Linked DNA regions of Homo sapiens: region 2 is linked to region 1. The links are chromatin contacts, found by Hi-C or POLR2A ChIA-PET in ENCODE. All regions are on one chromosome and are shown on one strand. Each heading gives the region's core, a stretch centred on a gene start or an enhancer-like site at or near the end of the contact. The rest is flanking DNA. Distances are from core to core; before and after follow the strand shown. Region 1 holds the start of GLB1L3 (galactosidase beta 1 like 3). Region 2 holds the start of B3GAT1 (beta-1,3-glucuronyltransferase 1).

Region 1 (6,141 bases), core at 2,473-4,972:
TGACATTCAAAGCACTATATAGCAAAATTTGTGGGCTATATAACCAAAGCAACACTCAGAGAAACATTCATATCTTTGAAGGAATATATTAGAAAACACAAAAGACTGGAAGTAAAAGAAGCTAAATTTTAACTCAGGGAAAAAGAAGAAGGAGGAGGAGGAAACTGAGAAGGACAGAGAAGAGAAGGTACTATATTTAATAAAGTAGAGAAAAGGAAATTACACATAACTCAGAAACTGTGAAATACAGATCCGAAATATACAGAGAGTACTAACAAAGCTACAAGCTAGTTATCTGAAAAGACTAAATAGATAAGATTAAGAAAAAAGAAAAAAACAGCCAAAATACACAACGTGATGTATATAACTTCCAAGTGAGTACAGGAAAGAAAGGAAAAATTTCTTAAGTCCCAGTGGGTTCAAAAGAAGAAAGAAGGCTGGGCGAGGTGGCTCACATCTGTAATCCCAGCACTTTGGGAGGCCGAGGCAGGCGGATCACCTGAGGTCAGGAGTTTGAGACCAGCCTGACCGATATGGTGAAACCCCATCTCTACTAAAAATACAAAAATTAGCCGGGTGTGGTGGCGGGAGCCATAATCCCAGCTACTCAGGAGGGTGAGGCAGGAGAATCACTTGAACCCAGGAGGGGGAGGTTGCAGTGAGCAGAGATCGCGCCACTGCACTCCAGCCTGGGCAACAGAGCAAGACTCTATCTCAAAAAAAAAAAAAAAAAAAAGAAAAAGAAAACAGAAAGAAAAAAGAAAGGAAAGAAAAAAAGGGGGAGAGCAGGATGTATTCAAGAAGAAATAGAGGACATGAGTTAATAACCATTCAAAGAGCTATGTCGTCCCCAAACCCTTCACCTCACAAACCACAAAAGATAGTAGTCACAGAGTTTACAGGTGAATCTTAAGAAACTTTCAGGGTAAAGATAATTCTTGTGCAAAATATTTCCAATAAGTAAGAAAAGAAGATTTACTCACTTTATGAGCTTATTATAAGATTGATTCAAAACTGGACAAGAATACTAACAAAATAAAATTTTAAATCCGTTTTGCTTATAATCATAAACACATTTGAAATAAAACACTAGCAAATAAAGTCTAGCAATCTGTGTGTATGTAATGTGTGCCTATCTCAGAGCCAAGCAGAGTTTATACCAGTACCACATGGCTGCTTGACTATCAGAAAAATTGCCGTTGTAATTCAGCAATTCAAAAGAACAGTGAAGAAAAACTATATTGTCCCCCCAATACATGCAGTAGCAGCTCTCAATAAAACTCAACGATTATTTCTGATTAAATTCTTTGCATTTTAAATGAACCAGTTTACTGCCTCTCAGCTTCAAATTCACCCTTCAATACCAGCTCTGCAATAAGGCACAGGGCCCTCTAAGCATCTTCTCCTTTACAGTGAGTGTGATGGTAAGCTTGCCACAAAATGGTGGTGGCAGGCCCTCAGGAGGACAGGGCCTCTGATTCTGGAGCAGTTTTGCTTTTTTGTGGTCATACAGGGTGGCTGGTCAGTTGTATACAGGCATGAGGACGACCGTGGTGTTCCCTTTTAAAGGGTGAACTGCTTGAGTCCAGGAGTTTGAGACCAGCCCAGGCAACATGGCGAAACTCCATCTCTACAAACAATTCAAAAAATTAGCCTGGTGTGGTGGCATGCACCTGTGGCCCCAGCTGTTCAGGAGGCTGAGGCAGGAGGATCACCTGAGCCAGAGAAGTAGAAGCTGCCGTGAGCTAAGATCGGGCCACTGCACTCCAGCCTGAGCAACAAACAGAACAACAAACTGTGTCTCAAAAAAAAAAATTTTTTTTTGTTTTAAAAACATGCATGTATCTGTAAGTACATATTTATCTGTAAGTGTGCCTTAAGCTTATGTCATTAAACTGAGTGCTCCCAAGGGCGCCTGGTGTTCCTTCATTAGACAGACAGAATCCTGAGGAAATAACCTCCTCCCTTGAGATTCTCCCACTAACCCCTATCCAAGTCTTTGATCACAGAGCAAACTCAGCATGAGACTAAGTGACAGCTGGACGCTTAAGCATTAAATGTATGTGCTGGAAACGACTGTGCGGAAGGTAAGTCCTCACGCTGGGCCCCCAAAATCGGAGGCTCAGGTTCCCGGCCAGGATGCACTTGTAGGGTAACGAGATCCTGGAGGTGAGGGGCCGGCACTCACGTGGTGACAGTATTGAAGCCACAGGCCTTCAGCTTCAGCAGGCGGTCCCTCCAGTACTCCCTGGGCACCCGGAAATAGTGGATGGAGCCCCCGAAGATCAGGAACTTGTGGCCCTCCAGTGTGAAGTGGGGCTTACCCCGACCTGTGCTTTCAGTTCCAAGTCCCACAGATCGATTCTTCAGCTCCAGAGGGGTCAGATGAGACCAATTAAACCTGGAGGGGGCGGGCGAGGGAAAGAAAGTGGAAAGGGAGAGAGGATTCGGGAGAGGGCTCGGAGGCACGGCTGAAACCCTAGCGAAAAGAAGTTTTTGTTAGTAGGACGTGTTCTGTGCATATGTTAGTAGGACGTGTTCTGTGCATATGTTAGTAGGACGTGTTCTGTGCATATTCGCGATACTATTTTCTCCAAGAAAGGAGAGATCGCTCCCCTCCCTCCCCAGGGATGTAGCTCTCAAGCAAACCTAGGCTGGGACGGATGCGCTCTTCCAAGCATGAAGTTCTCTTCCTGCTTAAACCGAGGAGCAAAACCTGATGAGATAAATGGCAGGAAAAAGATGCCCGCCATTCTCTTCCAGGAGAGACACGGGCTGAAAGGAGAAAGGACAACAGTGACAAGGGGAAGGTTCCGGCCCCACCGGGCTGCAAGGGCCGGGAAGCTGTGCCGGGGGCGCTTTAGAGGCCAGAGCCAGGGAGGGGGCCCGCGACACAGGCGGGTCTTCCAGGCGGGCCCAGGGCCAGGACAGCGCGGCATCACCCGGCCAGTCCTCTGCAGCCAGGATGAAGGCCGGGGACAGACGTTCAGTCCTAGACCCTCCAGACAGGGCTGGGCAGTGCCGGTGGGTGCCTGGGAGAGGCGGAGGCGGGCGCACTTCCAGCACCAGGTTCGGGAAGGACACGGTGCCCAGCCGCTGGAGCCCCTGGCCTGCGTGCCCCACCCTGATTTTCTGGCATCTGGTGAACGGCCCCTCCGCAGGGTGGGGGTAGCCAGGGGATCTGCCGAGGAAAGCTGGGGACAGCGGGCTTGGTGGCGCGGCCCGGCGCGGCGCGTGCCTGGGGCGCGTGGCCGGCCACAGAACCCGGGGAGGGTGGAGGCTCCCGGGCACGCGCCGGGGTGGTGGGCAGCCCGGGACGGCAGCGGCGATCCGTCACCTGAGGAGGGGCGGGGACTTCATCGCGGCCAGGCCGAGGCGCCGAGGGTCCCTTGCGGCTTCCGCCCCTCTCCGCTGGCCCCGACGCCGCGCTCGGGCCGGGACTCGAGCCCCGGTTCCGCGGGGCAGGCTCAGGTCTGCGCGCTGCGCCTGCAGCCGAGGCAGAAATCCGTCCCGAGGCGCGGGCGCCGGGTCCGGGTCCCAAGGATGCGCGTCGGGCTCCCTCCCGCGGGGACAGCCGAGCTCCGCCGGCGCTCCAGGTGTTCCCGCAGTGCGTCCGGGCGCGGACGCCTCTCTGCCCTCGGAGGGGAAGCGGGAGGGCCCTTGGGGTAACGCCCCGACCTCGGGCTTCCTAACCTGGGTCGACAGCCGGCTGGCACAGGGAGGCCTGCGCGGGAGAGGGGCGGAGAGAGCGCAGCGCGGGGCACAGCGGGCGGTCTCCGTGCCGCGCGCGCGACTGGAAACGGCGTGCAGATCCTAAAACGAGGGTTCCACAGAGGGCCACGAGGGGCAGGAGAGAGTCCCCGGAGAACTCTAGCTCCCCGACACGGCTACCTCTTGGCAAACGAGCGAGAATTGGGGCGCAGAGCCTTGGGAGGGCCGTTCCCTCGGCGGGAGCGGCCCGAGCACAGCCTCACAGCAGATGCGAGCGCGGCGGGCGCTTTGGTGACGAAGTAGCGGGACCTGCAGGAGGCAGAGGCCTGGTGGGGCCGTGGACGCCACGCCGAGCTGCCCAGACCCTTCCAGAAGACAGTGGGGACTATTCAACGGTTTCCAGCAGAAACTAAGCCAGGTGTTCGTTTTACGGAGATTGCTCGGCTGCAGGGTGGAGGCTGGATGAGAACAGGCGTCCTCTCAGGTAGGCGCTCGTGGTGGTAACGCTGCCCAGGAGGAGGGCACGGGTTCCGGGAAGACTTGCGAGGTTAAACCGGCAGCTCCGGAGAACTGAGCGCAAGAGGTCGGTGACACAGAGAGGAGTCCGGGAGGCCGCATGTTTCAGGCTGAAGTCACTTGGCGGGGACGTTTATTGAGATGCGAAACACAGGAAGGGATAGAGGCTGCGCAGAGGGAAAAGGCGATGGACTCGGTTTTGGAAACGCTGATGTGAAGTCCCTACGATGAAAAAAGAAATCTTCCGATTTCTCCCTTTGAAGTCTTTGCTTCTTCCGTTGCAAAGAACACAGCCTATGACATCAGGTTGAAACCAAGAATGTAGTTCTCTGAAAATACTGTGTGTGGGGGAGGGAGTTTATCTTGTCTCATTCCTTACAAGGATACTTTGCTCTCCGACACCTTAGCTCCCTGAAAGTTTCCTAGATCGTCCATCTTTTCCTCATTTTTTCGACTGCAAGCAATGAACTGTTAATTTTTTACAGTTTGGTTTTACAGCCACACACTTTATTCTTCTTTGTCAAGTTTAAAGTATTCTAGGGCTTGTGCCTTCCCACATAAAATTTAGAATAAACTTGTCTGTTTCTACAAAAAGCCATGTTGGTATTTCGAGAGGAATTGCAATCAACCTATGGATCAAATTGAGAATTGTATCCTTATTATGTTGAATCTTCCAACCCACGAACATGGTATGTCTGTCTATTTAAATAGTTTTTTTTTTTTCACTTCTTTCATCAGAATTGTGTGATTTTTTCAACATCAGATCCTATCACGTTTTGTTAGGTTTATACTTAAATATTTCCTTTGCTCTCAAGAGATTTAAACTGTTATTATTTTTATTTCAGTTTTTACATGTTTGTTGTTAGCATACAGAAATGTGATTGTGTTTCTCATGTTGATCTCATATCCTGTGACCTTGGCAAACTCACCTATTAATTTTAAGAGGTTATTTGTGTATTACTTGGCATTTTCCATGTAGATAATCATGTCATCTGCAAATATGGAGAGTTTTATTTCTACCTTTCCAGTCTGCGTGGCTTTTTATTCCTTTTTTTGTGTGTCTTAGTATGATGACTAAAATTTCTGTGTTGAATAAGAGCGGCAGGAACTGACACTGTTACCTTGTCCCCAGTGTCAGCTGGAAAACATTCTGTTTTTCACTATTAAGTATGATGACAGCTATAGGTTTTGTGTACATATTCTCTATCAAGTTGAAAGAGTTTGACAGCTGGGCCTGCAGTCACTAGAAATGCTGTGGTGCTTTATTGGAACAAGCTATGTATCAAGAATTGTGATTTTCTGCAGGCGTTGCTGGAGGAATTTTGACAAAGGTAGAAGAATCAAATAATGGATTATTGGTTCATTTGAAAGATGACATATCCTGTGTCCTTTTGCCATCTGGGGCTCCCCTCTGCTGATGGAGTATTTGAGAACCTCTATGAAGGAGCCCTGGAGAGTGAAAGTTCCCCCAGATTTCTGTGCTCATTAAACCTGTAGAACTCTTGAAAATGTGCAAGGTGAAGTAACAATTTTGATCAAACAAAGCTGTCAGTTTCTGTCTTGAGATTACAGAAGTAACTCTACAAGGCCAACATCCCAAGCACAGGAAAGACCAGCCACTAGGGCCGCAGACCCAGCATCCTGGTACAATTTATTAAAAAAAAAAAAAAAAATCAATATTTTTCCCTTCAGTTTCCATCCAGATAACTGATAATGAAACAAAGAGCTAATTTCCCAAAGCAGGCAGAAAGCATCAAAAAGCTCCCAGAGCTGAGTGTGCAAACTTCCTGTGCCAGTGCTTTGATGTTAATAAAGCACAATTCCTGCTCCTAAATTGCTCTCTTGTAAGAACAGCAGCTTCCAGAAAAAGAAGGCAGCACTTTCTGTTGCTTTAGTAGTGGACAACCCTATAGG
Region 2 (6,141 bases), core at 1,404-3,903, 140 kb before region 1:
ATGCTGGTGCTAGGCTTTGGGGGCCTCTGAGAAGAGGGGCTCACTACTGGCAGGGAAGGCAGGGGGAGGGGAAGATCAATCATTCAGGGAGACCTTAGAGGTGCTCCAGATGTTTGGAGCAAGGGTCAAGCTGTGAGGATGCACCAAGTCCAGACATGGGAGGGAAGGATTTCCACAGTCCTGCAGAGGCCAAGCAGGAAGACAGGGGTGGGAGTGTGGCTGACCCGGGGGATGGTGTGTGTACACGTGTGTCTGTGTGGGTGCAGGTGCTTCAGGTACATCCGTGTGCAAGCGTTTACATGTGCACATGATGTATTTCAGAGTGTGTGTGTGTGTTCATGTGGGTGAATCTGCATGTGTAGCTGCCTCTATGAGCATGTTTTGTGCCTGCGTAGATGTCAGTACATTTGTGTGTGTCCATACACTTGGGATGTTGCCAAAACTTCCCACCAAAACGAATGGCAGGCTGTTGTCTCTTCACTGAGCCTTATCATGCTAATTTTAATCTCCTATTATTGTTTTAAATTGGCTCTAAAAATTAATACTAAAAATTCTGTAAACAGAGCCTGGAACTAAGATGCAAGACAGGTCCCTTGAAAGCGGCTTTATTATCACAATTGTTCCTGCCAGAATGCTGAGGTAAAGCCGAGAACCCCTGCAGACAGCATCTCCGAGCCACAGCCCAGCAGGACAAGTCGGACCACAGCCCACTTAGTCCAACCCTCTGTTTCATTACTGAAACCAGCCCTGAGGGGAAGTCTTTTGCTAGTGCCTTCAGAATCGGCCTGAAACCCAGGCCTCCTCGTCGCCATGTCCCTGAGCTCTCTTGAGATCACCCCTCATGGGTGTGTTTCCCTGTTGGTAAAATGAGGGTCTGGAACGAGACAGTCTTCACGGTCATTTCTGTCCTCCCATTTGGTGATTGTGTGACTGCGGCTGGCTGGCTTAGCAGAGGAGGGAGGCAATGTGCCCTCCTGGACGGCCTGGCCCCTCCTTGGTGCTCTCTGGTACCCCCGCCCATCCTGCTTCTGCACCTGCCCTTCCCCTCCCTTCAGCTGGTGTGGAGTCTAAGGAGAAGCAGAGTATGGAGACTAGGAAAATACCAGAGAACACCGACTTAGGAAAGGTCTCTTAGCAGAGTCTAAAAGAGAGGGTTGTAGTAGGGGCAGAAGAAGGCGGAGCAAGGCTGGCTGGGATTCCACTCATTAAGAGAAGGGGGAAATGCTCCTGTACCGCAGCAGGAGGTACTGAGGTTAGATTCAGAGGAAGTTTCTTGCCGGCAAAGGGGGCTGTTAAGCACAACAATGAAAGAGCGCACGACAAGGAGGAGCAGTTATCCCTAGAGATAGTCACTAAGGACACTTTCACATGTCTGTGGCATGATACGGACGGTGAGGTGCCTTCCTCCCCTCAAAATCTTGACCAAAGGGGCTGATTCTGGAGTCTCTGCCCCCTCCCCACCTGCACATCCTCAGTGGGAAGAGCAGGGCCCGGCTTGGTCCTAACAGGGCAGGAAAGCTGATGGAAAAGAGGCCCGTGGTCCTCAGCCCCAGCCCATAGCACGGGGGCACAGCTCTGGTTAAGCAGTGCCTAGCAGTGGGGCTGGAACTGGTTTCCCGGGAAGGAGGGAGACCCTAGAGAAAGTACCGACAGTCCCTGGTCCCGCCGCGAACCCCGCCATGGGAGGTGGCCTTCTCCTGGGGCTGTGAAGAGGACACAGCGGGTGTGGCCCGAATACAGGTGTCCAAGAGCACCGGGAGATGCCAACCTCTAAAACGAGTGCAAGGATGGCTTCAAAGTCTCCGACAAGCTGAAGGAGTATCTGGAATATACAGCTCCACAGAGGCACCCTACCAGTGCACCCACATACGTCCAAGTGCGCGCCCACTCACTGGCCTCCGTCCCCCGCCGACCAACACACCGCGGCAGAGGCCCGGGAAACTCCTGGAGATCCCGCTGCCCCCGGCCTCCCCGCGCCCGTCCGCCCACGCAGGCCTCCCGGGCCTCTCTCCGGAACGCCGGGTGCACCGGCCCGGAAGGGGAGGCTGGGGTGAGGCTGACGCGCGGCGGCTCGAGGTGCCCTTCCACGGGGCAGCAGACCCCGTACCCCGGCACGGCACCGTCCGCCCCCACCGGCCACCTCCCATCCGGGGTGCCTGGAGCCAAGGAAGGAGCCGCATCCCCCACCGGCTTCCCAGCTCGGCCTCTCGGTCCCAGAGCGCCGCCCCCCGCCCTCCTGCAGCAGCCCGGCCGGAAACAATCACCCTTTGAGAGAGGCTGCCAAGCTGGGCGCCAGGAGCAGCCAGGATGGAGGCGGGGTGGAATGGGGGTGCAGGCGGGGGCCGAGCTTTAACTCTCGAGAGCCGAGATCTGGGGGTGCGCTCGGCCCCTGCCCGCCACCCCTGCTCCGCCGCCTGAAGCGGGAGCCGCCTCCGCGGGGGACGGTGCCGGGGGAGGGTGGGGGGCGGTGGGGAGGTGATACCAATCCCGGGGGGGGGTCCCCTCGCCGGCCTCCCTCCTCGCGCCCCCGCCTAGGCTGGCGAGGTTGGTACCGACCATTAGCAGCTCGGGTCCCGCCGGCGCTGGCGCGGGCTCGGGGCGGGGGCGGGGCGGGGGCGGAGAGCGGGTGGGGGCGGGGCGGGAGGCGCCGGCAGAGCCGCGGCGGCACCGGCGCATCCGCCGCCACCTCGGGGACTCTGCGCCGGCCCGGTCGGCTCGGCTCCGGCCGCGCGCCCCCCTCGCCCCTCTCGCCCCCGCGCCCGCTCCCCGCTCCCCCTCCCCGCTCCCCCTCCCCGCCCCCCGCCCCCCGCCTCCCTGCCCGCGCCCTCCCTCCCGCGCGCTCCCAGCCTTCGGCCGCCGCCTCGCTGAGCCCAGAACGAGCCGGGCCGGGGCGGCGGGGCCGGGCGGGGCGGGCGGGCGCGCGGACCCCGCGGCTATGAAGTGGCCCCCGGGGGCCCGGAGCCCGACAGTCCCCGGGGAGGGAGCCGCACGCGGCCCAGGGCAGCGGTCTAGGGGCGCCGGGGCCGGGGCGTAGGGGCCGTTGCCCGCGATGGACCGCACCGGAGACGCTCCGGACTCGTCGCCGCAGGTCAGTGCTCCCCGCGCCCCCGCGGGCGCCCCGCCGCGCACAGAGCCCCTTTCTGCGTCCCCATCGGTGCCCACGCCATGTCCTCCCGGGCGCGCGCTGGGGTGTGTGTGTGTGTGTGTGTGTGTGTGTGTGTGTGCGCTGCGCGCGCTGGGGGCAGCTGGAAAGGGGGCCGAGAACCGAGCTCGGGCTGGGAGGCGCTGCTGCCGAGGGGCTGCGAAACAAAACCCGGCACAGCCTGCCCTCGTCGACCGGGATTAGGGGAAGAGCTGGTTCTCAGCAGCTTCTAACAATCGGCCCGGGCTCTCAGTCGTCAGTTCCCGGCCCCCTCAGCAGGTGGTTTCTGGTGGCCGGATGAGGAGTCAGGGGTCAGTCGTCCCCCACCTCCCCACCCCTGCTGCCCAACAGCGCTCTCTGGATCGCTCTCTGGCTCCTGGGCACTGCCAAGTTAACTCTCTTGAGGGGGCCCGAGCTCTGCGGGGCGCGCTGAGGGACCCAGGGGTAGCAAGGGTGGCAAAGGGCCCTTGGGACCTTCGGTGTAGCAAGGAGGAAGGAGGCGCGACCAGTTCACCACCCTCCCATCTGCACCTGGGCTCAGGTCTGAGGTCCCAATCCCTCCAAAGTCAGAGCACACAACTTCCAGAAAAAGGAGGCTGAGAGTTGAGGCAGGAAATAGAGAAGGAAGCCACCAGGTCCGACAGTGCCAGGGTAAGGAGGTGACAGCCCCGTACCAAGCAGCTAAGGTCAAGAACCACCCCCACATGCACACACATGGGAGCCTTGGCCAACTTCCCTGTCCCCTTCCTCCCCCAGCCAGGCCTAGCTGCATGGATTCTTGTAGAAGCTGGAGCTGAAGGACTCTGGACATACAGGAAGGGGACCTTTACTGACAGTTGCTAGCCCAGTGCATGGGCACCTGCATAGGTGGGGTGCCCAATGGGGCCTAGAGCTTGGGCTGTGTAGCACGCACTGTTGAAAATGTTGGGGTACGGATGTCGTAGGGCCTAGCACTGTGCAATGCCTGGATGTGTTTGTGTGGAAATGGGAGGCACATCACTCCCTAAGTTACTAGGGCTGTGGGGCATGTGGCTGCACAGGACTGTTGTTCTAGGGTTTTCTAAGATTTGTCTTCTGTGCTTATGTCGCCCTACCTCTGCTGGTAGCCACTGCAGAGACTGAGACATTTCCTCCCAGAGTCTGCTCAGTTGGTGACCATTAATGGCCTTACTGGACCAAACATCAAGCCTTCCCTTTCTTCCCATGGGGTGAAGACCCTTTCCCAGGGTCTTCAGACAGACTTCTCACTCTGCCCAGTCCATGCCCAGCACTGCCAAAGGTTCCAGAGCTTAGAGACATTTTCCCTCTTCCCCTTTTCATGGAAGCAGAAATACTTGCTAAGGTTAATGGGACTGGGAGAGTTAATGCATCTGTGCCCCATTCAGCACTGGAGCCAGGAGCTCGCTGTTCCTGTTTCTGTGCCTGACCCCAGGATGCTTGGGGATCACTCCAGGTCCAGGTGAGCTGGAAGCTTGCAGGCGCTGTGTTGAATATGTGTGTGTAGGTTTCTGGTTGGGCAGTTACTCACTGTTCCACCAGAAGCAGGGGGCAGGTAAATCACTGAGGAGATAAGCTCCAGCAACAGGATTGGAGCCCGTGGCGGAGACCAAGGAGCTTCACAGGAGGATGCCCTGGGGCAAGCCCAGTTCCTCAGCTTCGGCTTCTGGGGAGACCTGAAGGTTCTCTTAGTGGTTTCTCGGGGATAAGGGGACCAAGTCAGATATACTTTTCCTAGGTGTGGAGCACAGGGTGATGAGGCCGGCCAGGAGCTGGGAGTGTGAGATGGGGAAGAGGATGCACCAACCGAAAGGCTGAGCGGACAGGAGCATGGTGCTCCATTGTTTCTGGAAGAGAGGGATGAGTGTTCCTCTCTGATGAGAATGGAGAGGAGGAGAGGAACGGGCTCAGGAGGAGGAGGAATCCGAGAGAGAGCCTGACTGAGGCAGAGAAAGAGGCAGTGAGACAAGAGACAAAGGCACGGAGGCGCACTGGCGGACAGCAGAGGGAGGCACACAGGCAGAAGTCAGGGCCTCCCTGACTGAGTGGTGAGTTGGGGCAGGCTGGGGGCCTCCCCCTGTTCCCCTACATCGACCTCAGCAATTGTCCACCCCTGCAGGAGGCCCCTCACTAGAGCAGTTGGACATTCTACTGAGGAAGGTGCTTTCCTGTGGCTCTCAGGAATGTGAGGGTCTTTTAGACAGAAGCCCAAAGGCAGAGGGAGGCCAGGCTATGAGGTCAAGCACATCAAGAGCTTGCAGGGACTTTCAGGGACACCCTTCACCCCTGAGCATCTCACAATGCTGAGGGCTCCTCTCCATCTTCTGGCCCTGCCCCAGCCCTCCTGGTCCTGGAATGCAGGGCAGTGGGGAAGGATGTGGGGTCTGGGGAAACCTGGCACTCAGGAGAAGAAGAGAAGTCATGCACCCCCTCCCCAGGCCCCCAGGCAAAAAGACCTTTGGGGACCCTACTGAAGACTAGCCAGGGGACATGGAAGAAGTGCAGTGGGGACAGGCCCTTGGCCAGGCTGTCTGAGGTCCAGTCTCATCTCCATCTGTGGCTAGCCGAGTAGACTTTGAAAAAAACAGAGCTCTCTAAGCCCCGGCTTCCTGGCAGTCTATAAATTGGGAAACTGTCATCTCACCAGTTTTTAGAAGAAATACTAGATGAATTTTAATTTAATCTATTTATTTTATACACCCTCACCCCCTTGCTTCCAGGATGAGGATGGCTCTAGAATTTGGAGTAGCAGCGTCAGGCCAGCCCTGGAGCCAATCCCACTGGAATCGGTGCAGGCTGTCCCACCTCCCTCCTCACCCCACTGGAATAGGTGGAGGCTATCCCACCTCCCTCCTCACCCCACTGGAATCGGTGCAGGCTGTCCCACCTCCCTCCTCACCCCACTGGAATAGGTGCAGGCTGTCCCACCTCCCTCCTCACCCCACTGGAGTCGGTGCAGGCTGTCCCACCTCCCTCCTCACCCCACTGGAATAGGTGCAGGC

Evidence for each region. A loop is a pair of places that touch in the nucleus more often than their neighbours do. ChIA-PET counts read pairs that join two places held with the same protein, here RNA polymerase II (POLR2A). Pooled maps may share reads with other maps.
Region 2: a loop to region 1 is called in a pooled map, with 7 times the contacts of the local background. The contact joins the promoter of B3GAT1 here to the promoter of GLB1L3 in region 1. A Hi-C loop is called at or near these places in 4 of 50 pooled maps. POLR2A ChIA-PET finds 5 or more read pairs at or near these places in 2 of 52 experiments (HEK293 and WTC11).

What each region holds. Positions count from the first base shown.
Region 1 is chr11:134,273,960-134,280,100 of GRCh38, reverse strand. It overlaps GLB1L3 (galactosidase beta 1 like 3), which reads right to left and starts at 3,722. Exons shown (of 20, transcript NM_001080407.3): 1 at 3,338-3,722; 2 at 2,650-2,775; 3 at 2,189-2,401. The coding sequence starts at 3,360. RefSeq lists a silencer at 3,544-3,613 and enhancers at 4,064-4,113, 4,264-4,393, 4,454-4,563.
Region 2 is chr11:134,408,754-134,414,894 of GRCh38, reverse strand. It overlaps B3GAT1 (beta-1,3-glucuronyltransferase 1), which reads left to right and starts at 2,653. Exons shown (of 6, transcript NM_054025.3): 1 at 2,653-3,088. RefSeq lists an enhancer at 3,505-4,064.